Linked DNA regions of Homo sapiens: all the other regions are linked to region 1. The links are chromatin contacts, found by Hi-C or POLR2A ChIA-PET in ENCODE. All regions are on one chromosome and are shown on one strand. Each heading gives the region's core, a stretch centred on a gene start or an enhancer-like site at or near the end of the contact. The rest is flanking DNA. Distances are from core to core; before and after follow the strand shown.

Region 1 (2,700 bases), core at 49-2,548:
AAGGCATCTTGAACTTGAACTTCCCAGCCTCCAGAGCTGTGAGAAATAAATTTCTGTTCTTTGTAAATAACTCACTCTGTGGTATTTTGTTACAGCAGCGCAAAATGGGCTAAGTCAGAGACATACATGGGGATTGGGAGCAAATCAAAGACAGTGGTTAAGAAAGCCTCCCTGAGGAAGTGGCATGTGAGCTGAGACTGAATCAAGAATAGGGGCCTGTTGGAAGACTAGCGGAAGATAAGCCTGGGAAGGAAATTCCCACCACAGGGACCAGTGTTTGAAAAGGCCAGGGGGCAAGAGAAAGAAGGGAACTGGAAGCCTCTGTGGCCGGAACACAGAGAACTAGTGGGGAACTTCAAAAGGTGGATGGAGGCCACATTGTGAAAACCTTCAACAGCTGCATAAGAGATTTTGAGCCTCAAGTCATGGACCAGAGACTTTTAACATGAGCCCCATAGGCCCTTAGGGGTTGGGATGTGGTTTGTTCTAAACATAGAAAAGCTCAGCTGTGGTGCCACAGATGTTGGGTCCTCCAACAGTGAGGGAAATTGGCTTCGTCCACCCAGTGGTGTGCTGGAGCTGGCTCCTACAGGCTCAGGAGCCAATTGTGCACATTTCTTCTGTTTTGTTTTTTTTTTGTTTTTGTTTTTGTTTTGAGATGGAGTCTTTCTCTGCCGCCCAGGCTGGAGTGCAGTAGCGTGATCTTGGCTCACTGCAAGCTCCTCCTCCTGGGTTCACGCCATTCTCCTGCCTCAGCCTCCCGAGTAGCTGGGACTACAGGCACCCGCCACCGCACCCGGCTAATTTTTTTGTATTTTTAGTAAAGATGGGGTTTCACCATGTTAGCTAGGATGGTCTTGATCTCCTGACCTCGTGATCCGCCCCCCTCAGCCTCCCAAAGTGCTGGGATTACAGGCATGAGCCACTGTGCCCGGCCACATTTCTTCTTATCTCTGTGTTCAGTGACCTCACATTTGCTAGCTTAAAGTCAGCCACAGTGGGGATATTCACACCACGAAGGTTGGGAAACACAAGAAAGCAGGACTTTTACCCCTGTCCCCTAAACCCCCAACCAGTTGTGAAACATTTATCAGCACCACTGCTTCATACCTAATATTCCAACCCAAAGAGGAAGCTGGCTCTTCAGTGCCCACCGTTCCACTCATGAGAGTTGAGAGGTTAGCGCCATGATCTTTGCAAATCAGGAAGTGATTAAGACTGGGGAGGTTTGTTCTTGTTTGCCCTTAAGCAAGCAAGAGGCTGGGTAGCAGAAGTTTTAAAACCACAAGCTTTGAGGACAGACAGACTGAGTTCCAAATTGCAGCCCTATCACTATAATTAGCTGTGTGACCTAAGCAAGGATGTAACCTCTCCGAGTTTCATCTGTTGAAAGGGGATATTAATAATATCCACCTCATAGGGTTGTTGTGAAGATTAAATACTGTATGTAAACTGCAGTGCCACTATATAACAAAGACTCAATAAAGATTCGTGCAGTCAGCTGTTTGGGATAAAGAGATATCAATAGAGATATATTCATTTTATTCCAGAATGGATGGATTGTATTTGAGATACCTGAAAGAAATTGAAGCAGTGTATTTAGGACCTAAGTAGAAGCAAGGTCGTGGTAACTGGCTGAGATTTTCTGACCGGCATCTATAGATGACATTTTTTTTAAGGTTTTGAAAGATCCAACTTGGCCAAGCTCATAGTCACAAAATGTCTCTTGAAGGATCAAGGCATCTGAACACACAATTTTCTAACTCGAAGCTATGCGTGGGCGGGGAGGTGGGGGAAGAGGAACAAGAGAACAAACATGTGACAAACAAATTGTCAAAAAAGAGCAAGTGCCAGTTTCAGATGCATAGCACAGGAGCCCATGGGTGGAGCAGGTGGCAAATGAAGATATTTCTGTACCTGCTGTTGAACCGCTCCAAGCACAGTGGGATTCCGGGTCTAAAAGAGTTGCAGTTGCTGGGTGGAAATGAAAGTCAACATTTCAGGGCCGGGTGCATGGCTCATGCCTATAATCCCAGCACTTTGGAAGGCCGAGGTGGGCAGATCACTTGAGGCCAGGAGTTCGAGATTAGCCTGGCCAACATGGCGAAACCCCGTCTTTACTAAAAATACACAAATTAGCTGGGCATGGTGGCTTACGCCTGTAGTCCCAGCTACTTGGCAGGCTGCGGCATGAGAATCGCTTGAACCAGTAGGTAGAGGTTGCAGTGAACCATGATCACGCTACTGCACTCCAGCCTGGGTGACAGAGTGAGACTCTTGTCAAAAAAAAAGAAAGCAAGAAAATAAGAAAGCAAGAAAGAAGGAAAGAGAGAGAAAAAAGAAGGAAGGAAGGAAGGAAGGAAGGAAGGAAGGAAGGAAAGAAAGAAAGAAAGAAAGAAAGAAAGAAAGAAAGAAAGAAAGAAAGAGAGAGAAAGGAAGGAAGGAAGGAGAAAAGAAAGTCAACAGTCAACATTTCAGAGATCCCAAGATACCAACACTGACCGTGCCTGCTGCTCTTCCATCCTCCTCCACCCTGCGCCTTTGAGGTGGAATTGCGTCCTCTGTGAGCAGGGCTTTGTTAAGAGATCCTAATTAAGGCCAGGCACAGTGGCTCATGCCTGTAATCCCAGCACTTTGGGAGGCTGAGGTCACCTGAGGTCAGGAGTTCAAGACCAGCCTGCCCAACATGGTGAAACCCCA
Region 2 (2,700 bases), core at 11-2,510, 540 kb before region 1:
TGCCTGCAATCCCAGCTACTCAGGAGGCTGAGGCAGGAGAATCGCTTGAACCGGGGAGGTGGAGATTGCGGTGAGCCAAGATCACGCCATTGCATTCCAGCCTGGGCAACAAGAGCGAAACTCCATCTCAAAAAAACAAAATAAATAAATAAATAAAAATAAAAAGGGTTGGGTGCGGTGGCTCACGCCTGTAATCCTAGCATGTTAGGAGGCTGAGGTGGGCGGATTACCTGAGTTCAGGAGTTTAAGACCAGCCCTGGCAACACGGTGAAACCCTGTCTCTACTAAAACACAAAAAATTAGCCGGGCGTGGCAGCATGTACCTGTATTCCCAGCTACTCGGGATGCTGAGACAGGAGAATTGCTTGAACCCAGGAGGCAGAGGTTGCAGTGAGCCGAGATCAGGCCACTGCACTCCACACTCCAGCCTGGGCGACAGAGCGAGACTCTGTATCTTAAAAAAAAAAAAATTATATGTATGTGTATATCCACATCTATGTCTATCAGTTTATCTCCATATATACATATAGATATGTATCCACATTTATTTTCTCTCTATATAGATGTAGATATGGATTCATATCTACTCTGTAGAAAGAGAAAATAAATGTGGCAAAATGCAAAACAATTGATGAATCTGGGTAAACGGTATTTAAGAGTTCTTTACATTATTTTTGCAAGTTTCCTGTTAGTTTGAAATTACTTCAAATTAAAATAAATGGGGGCCAGGCAAGAGGATCACCTGAGCCCAGGAGTTGGAGACCAGCCTGGCAACATGGTGAAACTCTGGCTCTACTAAAAGTACAAAAAATTAGCCGGGCATGGTGGCTTATACCTGTAGTGCCAGCTACTCGGGAGGCTGAGGTGGGAGGATTGCTATAGTCCAGGAGGTCGAGGCTGCAGTGAACCGTGATTGTGCCACTGCATTCCAGTCTGGGCAACAGAGTGAGACCCTGTCTCAAAAATTTAAATAAGTTAATTAATTACATTAAATAAACATCAAAGAGGTTCAAAGAGAGGGAAAAGCTGGATCCCCAAGTGATATTTAGGGGAATTTCCCCACTCCTGTTGGACTTAAGTGAGGTGCCAGAACTCATCCTATTACTTCTCTTTTTAAGGACTTTGTGGTGAATTAGTTGGTTTCTCTTTTGCTAACAGCCAGGAAGACACTCCAGCTGTCTTAGATCATCGTCCCCGAGGCCAACCCACAGTGTCTGGTCCTTGGGGCTGGGCCTCCTGGGCCGGCCAGCTGGGAAATAAGACAGCACTGCTCACATACTGCATCTTTCCAAAGTGAAACTGGCAAGGGAGTCTGAGCCGCTGGGGCCCACTTTTGAAAGTGGAGGGGAGAGTGCTGTTATGCTTTCTAAAAAGCTACACGTATAGGGTGTCATGGCTCACACCTGTATTCCCAGCACTTTGAGGGGCTAACACAGGTGGATCGCCTGAGGTCAGGAGTTCAAGGCCAACTTGGCAAAACCCCGTCTCTACTAAAAATATAAAAATTAGTTGGGCGTGGTGGTGCATGCCTTATAATCCCAGCTACTTGGGAGGCTGAGGCAGGACAATCACTTGAATCTGGGGGGACGGAGGTTACAGTGGGTCCAGATCGCGCCACTGCACTCCAGCCTCGGCGACAAGAGCAAAACTCCATCGAAAGAAAGAAAGAGACAGAGAGAGAGAGAGAGGAAGGAAAGAAGGAAGGAAGGAAGGTGACCTCACTGAGTGCGGTGGCTCACGCCTATAATTCCAGCACTTTGGGAGGCTGAGGTGAGAGGATTGCTTGAGTCCAGGGATTCAAGACCAGCTTGGGCAACATGGTCAGACCCTGTCTCTTCAAATAAATAAATAAAAAGTTTTTTTAATTAGTTGGGCTTGGTGGCACACACCTGTTTCAAAAAAAAAAAAAGTGTGGCCTCTCTTCTTGGTGCGGAAGTGCAGGGAGGAACGAGTGAAGAGCAGCTGCCTGCCTCACCTGGCCTGGGGTCCTGCAGGTTGAATGGGAGAGGAGAGCTTATTCATGTGGACACTTTGGAGGGAGGGAGTGCAAACCAGGACGGGCAGAGGGCATCTTTGAAGTTTTGTTCCCTGAGCTTGGAGGTGCTCATTTCTGTGGAAACAGCCACTTGGCTGGCAGCACACCGGGGCAAGTCAGCCTTGGCTCCTTCCAGGTGGAGCCAGGGTCTCTCCGAAAGGGGAATCTCTTAAAAGAGCCAGAACAGTGAATGGAAGGGGTGGGAGCCACAGATGGATTCCAAGGATAGCAAGAGGGGACTCTGCGGATTTCAGGAGACAGTCTGTTTTGTTTTTTTGTTCTTTTGATACGGAGTTTCACTCTTGTTGCCCAGGCTGGAGTGCAATGGTGCGATCTCGGCTCACCGCAACCTCTGCCTCCCGGGTTCAAGTGATTCTCCTGCCTCAGCCTCCCTAGTAGCTGGGATTACAGGCACCCGCCACCTGTAATAGCCCAGCTATTTTTTTTTTAGACGAAGTCTGACTCTGTCACCAGGCTGGAGTGCAGTGGCGTGATCTCAGCTCACGGCAACCTCCGCCTCCCAGGTTCAAGCAATTCTCCTGTCTTAGCCTCCCGAGTAGCTGGGACTACAGGCACGCACCACCACGCCCAGCTAATTTTTGTATTTTTAGTAGAGACGGGGTTTCACCATGTTTACCAGGATGGTCTCGATCTCTTGACCTCTT
Region 3 (2,700 bases), core at 80-2,579, 760 kb before region 1:
TCCAGGGGGGGTGGAGAAAGGACCTCCAAGTCAGAAGTGATAAAGAGCCCATGGAGAGAGCCTGGTGCCCCCACATCTCCTACAGAGCAGCTATATCCCTTCCCAGGGGGAGAGAAAGCCACCTCTGAGAGCAAAGCCACCTCAGAAAAAAGACTAGAGGGAAACACTGAAAAGTCCATAGTAGTTAATACTGTGTGGTCCGCCATGATGGCAGGTAACCTTTATTTTATATTCTTTTGATTATTGTGTATTTTCCAAACTTTTAATACTTGTAAATTTAAGGGAAAACAATTTTTGTTTTCAGAGAAAGAAAGAGGAAGAGGCAGTCCCACCCTCCCAGGAACAGGCAAGCTGGGGCTCCCATCAGCCTGAGCTCCAGCCTGGGAACGGCCTGCTCCCACCCAGGCAAGGCCCTGCTGGCCACCCTGCTCTCTGTTCTTCTTCCCAAATCACTGTGTCTGTCACCTGCCTCCTTGGCTCTGCCCTGTCGGGCTGTGGAGCAAGGGTCTGCCCCGGGCTGCGCAGAGCCATGCATACAGTAGGTGCTCAGGAAATGCTTGTGACCTGAGGTGTGGTCCCAATCTGCAGACAGTTTCCCTGGAGAGGTGGGCCTACGTCCCCAGCGGACTTAGGATGTGAGGTGGGCGAATTGGTTGCTGCTGATTCATTCAATGAACATTTATTGAGCATCTACTGCATGCAAGCACTGTTCTGGGCACTGGAGATGCAGAAGTGAACACAATGGACAAAGATGCCTTCTCCCTGGGGCGCCACATTCCTGTGATGTGTGGAGAGAGACTGCCTCAGGAACCACCCTCCCCCCCAGTGTTTTTCAGTGTCCCAGCTTTCCATTTATAGATGGGGAAACTGACACTCAGAGAGGAGGCAGTCCTTGCCTGAACCCCGACAGCCAGGGAGTTGCAGATGCTGTTCTAAGCTCCAGAGCCTCGAGATTCAGCCCAGACCTTAGCCTACCAAGCCCTACTAAGGTAGGCTCTCTCCTCTGGCCACCCACACCCCTCTGGCTTAGGTCCTTCCTACCTATGCAGAATCTTGGCCTCCTGGCACTTCCATAAATGCTCTGGATTCCCCATTAAATCCTCATCACAGCTCCGTGTGCTGGGCATCACCACCTCCATTGTGGAGATGAAAACAGACTCAGGCAGATGGTGGGACTTGCTGCAACTAATGTTTAAGAAGAGGAAAGAGGACCTTGAGTCATCCTGTGGTCTGTCTGACATCAAACCAGCCCGTCAAACTCTCCCTTCTGCCCGGAAGATATCTTCTCTTCCTTGGCCTGAGGGCACCACCTCCATGGAGCCCTCCCCGATACCTCTAAGCGAGGTGATTCATATCCTCCTCTATGCAACCACAGCATCTTCAGGCCCTTCTCAAATACTTCCTGAAGTCTTTCTAGAAAGGGTGGAATCTGAGATGGGTCTAGAAAGGGCAGATCTGGGGAGGAAGGAACCTTGCTGGTACAAGCAGAGTGAACAGCATGGGCAAAGGTATGGAAGAAGGATCACACAAAAGGATTACATGGAGATGGAAGGTTTATGGGTCCTGTGGAGGGCTTGAGGGAGAGGAGACTGAGGAAGAAGGTGGGCCAGGCCTGGGGTTGGTCATGGCTTCAGGACACAGGGCTCCAGGACTGAACCAAGCTGGGCCGTGATGTGGGGCAAAGCATCCCATGATGCACAGGGCGGTTCTCTGAAATAGGCCAGTGTAGACATGGCCTTGAGGGTAGGTACGTGTGTGAACAGAGACCACAGGGGCCTCCCGCACCCACTCACGAGCCCTGTTTTTATCAGTCTCTAGACACACACCTGAGCAGCCGAAGCACACTTGCTCTGAGGCACGTAGAGGGCTCCGTGGATGGCCACGTCCGTGGTTGGACAAGGACAAGGGCGAAGGCTTAGAGCAGCTGAAGGGAAACCTGTCCTGGGGAGAATCCCAGGGCTAGTGACGGCGGCATGATTTTCAGGGCACAGTGCAAAATGAAAATACAGGATCCCTTGTTCAAAAATCAGTAAGAATTTCAGGACAGCGACCACAGAACACGAAACCAAGCATGAGGCCCTTCTAAGCAAGGGACCCTGTGCAACTGCCCAGGCCTGAAAATAAGCCTCTGTCTGCCTTTCCTTCCTTCCCTGGACTTGTGTGGGCTTCCATTCTTTATGAATCCACAGTGTTAAAATAATAATAAGTGAAGCCTTGGGTGAGAGCATAGCTTGAAGATTTTAGAACCAGTAAGAACATTAGGGAAAACATGACTCCAACCAACGTCCCCACCCTGTCTGCATTTTACGTTGTAGAACACCTGAAGGATCTAAGAAATTTAAAAATAAGCTCGGTAATCTCAACACCCAGAAAAAACCACTATCATTCGGTGTGTTTCCTTCCAGTCTATTTTTACCCCATGTCTTGTTTTTGCCTCTGTGGGTCTCTTTCCTCCATGTGTGAGGCCATGCAGATATGTCTGAGAACCTCAACAAGAATATCAATAGGCTGGGGCATGGCGGCTCCCGCCTGTAATCCCAACACTTTGGGAGGCTGAGGCAGGAGGATAACTTGAGCTCAAGAGGTGAAGGCTGCAGTGAACTATGATCGTGCCACTGCACTCTAGCTTGGGCGACAGAGCAAGACCTGGTCTCCAAAAAAAAAAACCACACATTAACAGTCATTACAGGTTGAACATCC
Region 4 (2,700 bases), core at 4-2,503, 580 kb before region 1:
ATTTGCCAAAAAACACTAATAAATGCTTACTGAATTAATGAATTATCTCCTATATATAAAGGTTTGTGGTAGGGGGTAGATATAAAAGATGAAGAAAATAGTCCCTTAGTCTTTAGAAGAACATAATAATTTTTTAAATTTAAAATATAAAAAGAAGAAAAAAGAAAATAATCCCTTATCCTTGATCTCCTGGAATTTACATTCTAGCCTGGAACAAAAATGTAATTAAAGGTGATTCAGATGAGTGGCAGAATATAAAAATGCACAAACTGCCCCAAACAGTAGGAAAGAGTAGTTCTGCTAAGGGAACAACATGGTCAGAGAAGGATTCAGAACAGATTCCAACTTAGGCTTGGAGAACATTTAGTTTCATGAACTGATCCCTAAAACCCCGAAATATGTTAAGCTAAACTTTTTACACAATTAGTTGTATTCCAAAGTATTTATAGTAAGATGCGCCACAGATGTGTGTATATAGTTCTTCTCTTCAGAAGCATAGCACGTTCGTAAGGGCTTGAGTGTTTAGGAATGCTTGCAAAGGGCTCTAAGAAGGAACACAAGAGTTGGAAATAATTATTGTAAGAATGCTTTGGGGGACTTTTCAAAGTCCTTATTTGAGAAGGACATGTGCTGTGACCAGAAGCAGATTTATTCCATCATTCCGTTCTATTACAATCTCTCTAACCAGCCAATCAGAAGAAATCCTATTACCATTTAGCCATACTGAGATCTGCTTTAATGGTTAAAAATGGAATAAACCAAGAAAATACTAAGTAAAACACGTTTCTTACAACTTACAAAGATGAGTCCAGCCTCACAGTAAAAATATGTGACAAAGACTCAAGGATAAAACCAACTCAAAAAACAAAAAAAAAAGAAGAAGAATTGGTGTGAGGAAAATGACAAGGTCAAGAAATTAAAGAAGCTAATTTATTTATAACCTCCCCTCAAAGGGAGGCATAAGTGACTATGCTTCATATACAAAGCAACTTTTTAAAAATTTGTGTGCTTGTTTTACAGAAAGATTCCTTATAATTTTTTTATTCTTTTTTTAAAGAAGCAAAGGCAGGCAGACTATAAGACTAATCAGTTTGGTAAGTGAGCCAAAAGCAAGGGGGGAAAAAACAGATCCAAAAGCACTGGCTGATCTCATTAGCTTTGCTTAAGAAACTTTATAGATGTGACTTCACTCCTGGATTACACGTCTATATTTAGTTTATACCTAATATGGATAAAGTCTTGAACCAACAGTCATTTCCTCTCTCCACAAAAAGAAACTTCCTTGCCTTTTTTTTTTTTTTCTACCAACCTCTGAAGGGGGAGGAAGGGAGAAAGGGAGAGGGCAGAAAGAAAAGAACTCACAGAAAAATAATTAACAAATTAGTATATGATTTTTGTTAAACTTGAACCATTTAGACATTTCTCAATTGGAAAACAATCCTAAAATCAAAATATGTGAGGCCAAGCACAATGGCTCATGCCTGTAATGGGAGGCCAAAGTGGGAGGATAACTTGAGTCCAGGAGTTCAAGACCATCTTAGGCAACACAGTGAGACCTCATCTCCACAAAAAAATTAATTTAAAAAAAATTAGCTGGGCATGGTGGCACTGCAAGTCCCAGCTACTCAGGGAGCTAAAGGAGGAGGATCACTTGAGCCCAGGAGGTCAAGGTGGCAGTGACCTGTGATGACACCACTGCACTCCATCCTGGGCAACAGTGAAACTCTGCCTTAAAAAAAAAAAAGACATTCAAGTCAGGTTCCTTAACAAGTTTATAAATAAACCCTCTAAAGTGCTTTATAAAATACTAATTAACCAGGCCCCCAAAATGCAACGAGGTGAGGTAATGGAAATTTTAGTTGCCTTTCAAATTTTACCAAGAGAACTGAAAGCAACCAAAGTCATCTAATGAACCATCTAGGCTCACTAGTTGTTAGTATGTTTTAGAAATATCCTTAAATATTCTCAGAATTTTTTTTTCAGGGTGACTGAAAACAGAACATAAGAAATTCTGTTAGGAAAGCATTCAAGTTTCAAATAAATAGAGAAAAATAACATAAACAAAGTTATTGATTCAGGTTCTGAAATCCCAAAGACGTTAGTACAAATCACAGTACTGCTACTTACTGGCCCTGCAACCATACCCAAACAATGATCTCTCTAATTCTCATGTGTTAAACAGTATTGATAGCACCTATTTCAAAGTTTATATGAGGATTAAATTAGCTAACACATGCAAACGGCTGGCACACTGTGCCTGGCCCATAGTAAGCACCCAATGCTATCTATTACCTCATGACCATTATTCTGGCTTTAGTAGGGAAACAAAAACTTACTGATCATTTTTTATATATCTGTTTATTCTGTATAGTGATAAATTAAGTAGCTTCAGAAAACTTATAACATTATTATAAAATAAAGATTTTAAAGTCACTTCATGATTCTTACATTATGTTTTTTTGTTTGTTTTCTTTTGTTTTGAGACAGAGTCTCACTCTGCCACCCAGGCTGGAGTGGAGTGGTGCAATCAGAGTGGCTCACTACAGCCTCAATCTCCTGCTTCAGCCCCACTAGTAGCTGAGACCACAGGCATGTGCCACCATGCCCCGCTATTTTTAATTATCATTAAATAAATGATAGAGATTATATCTACCAATTACAGACATGCTAAAGTTTTCTTTCTTTTTCTTTTTTTTTTTT

The links. A loop is a pair of places that touch in the nucleus more often than their neighbours do. ChIA-PET counts read pairs that join two places held with the same protein, here RNA polymerase II (POLR2A). Pooled maps may share reads with other maps.
Region 2: a loop to region 1 is called in a map with no recorded cell type, with 6 times the contacts of the local background. The contact joins two enhancer-like sites. A Hi-C loop is called at or near these places in 1 of 37 single-sample maps with no recorded cell type and 2 of 50 pooled maps. POLR2A ChIA-PET finds 5 or more read pairs at or near these places in 1 of 52 experiments (OCI-LY7).
Region 3: a loop to region 1 is called in a pooled map, with 5 times the contacts of the local background. The contact joins two enhancer-like sites. A Hi-C loop is called at or near these places in 2 of 37 single-sample maps with no recorded cell type and 3 of 50 pooled maps.
Region 4: a loop to region 1 is called in a pooled map, with 4 times the contacts of the local background. The contact joins two enhancer-like sites. A Hi-C loop is called at or near these places in 1 of 50 pooled maps. POLR2A ChIA-PET finds 5 or more read pairs at or near these places in 4 of 52 experiments (GM12878, OCI-LY7, activated B cell and 1 more).

Annotation. Positions count from the first base shown.
Region 1 is chr1:24,188,874-24,191,573 of GRCh38, reverse strand. No RefSeq gene overlaps it. Among named protein-coding and RNA genes, the nearest start is that of IFNLR1, 2.9 kb to the right of the region's middle. RefSeq lists an enhancer at 77-166. Within about 2 kb of position 1,298, at least 11 of the 41 ENCODE cell types and tissues checked have a DNase peak (open chromatin) inside an H3K27ac peak, as active enhancers do.
Region 2 is chr1:24,726,216-24,728,915 of GRCh38, reverse strand. No RefSeq gene overlaps it. Among named protein-coding and RNA genes, the nearest start is that of CLIC4, 18 kb to the left of the region's middle. Within about 2 kb of position 1,260, at least 24 of the 41 ENCODE cell types and tissues checked have a DNase peak (open chromatin) inside an H3K27ac peak, as active enhancers do.
Region 3 is chr1:24,953,885-24,956,584 of GRCh38, reverse strand. All of the region lies in intron 1 of RUNX3-AS1 (RUNX3 antisense RNA 1), which reads right to left. It also overlaps a transcript of RUNX3 not described here. Among named protein-coding and RNA genes, the nearest start is that of RUNX3-AS1, 25 kb to the right of the region's middle. RefSeq lists enhancers at 1,112-1,161, 1,202-1,351, 1,392-1,571, 613-1,812 and a silencer at 2,309-2,368. Within about 2 kb of position 1,329, at least 5 of the 41 ENCODE cell types and tissues checked have a DNase peak (open chromatin) inside an H3K27ac peak, as active enhancers do.
Region 4 is chr1:24,768,909-24,771,608 of GRCh38, reverse strand. All of the region lies in intron 1 of CLIC4 (chloride intracellular channel 4), which reads right to left. Among named protein-coding and RNA genes, the nearest start is that of CLIC4, 25 kb to the right of the region's middle. Within about 2 kb of position 1,253, at least 8 of the 41 ENCODE cell types and tissues checked have a DNase peak (open chromatin) inside an H3K27ac peak, as active enhancers do.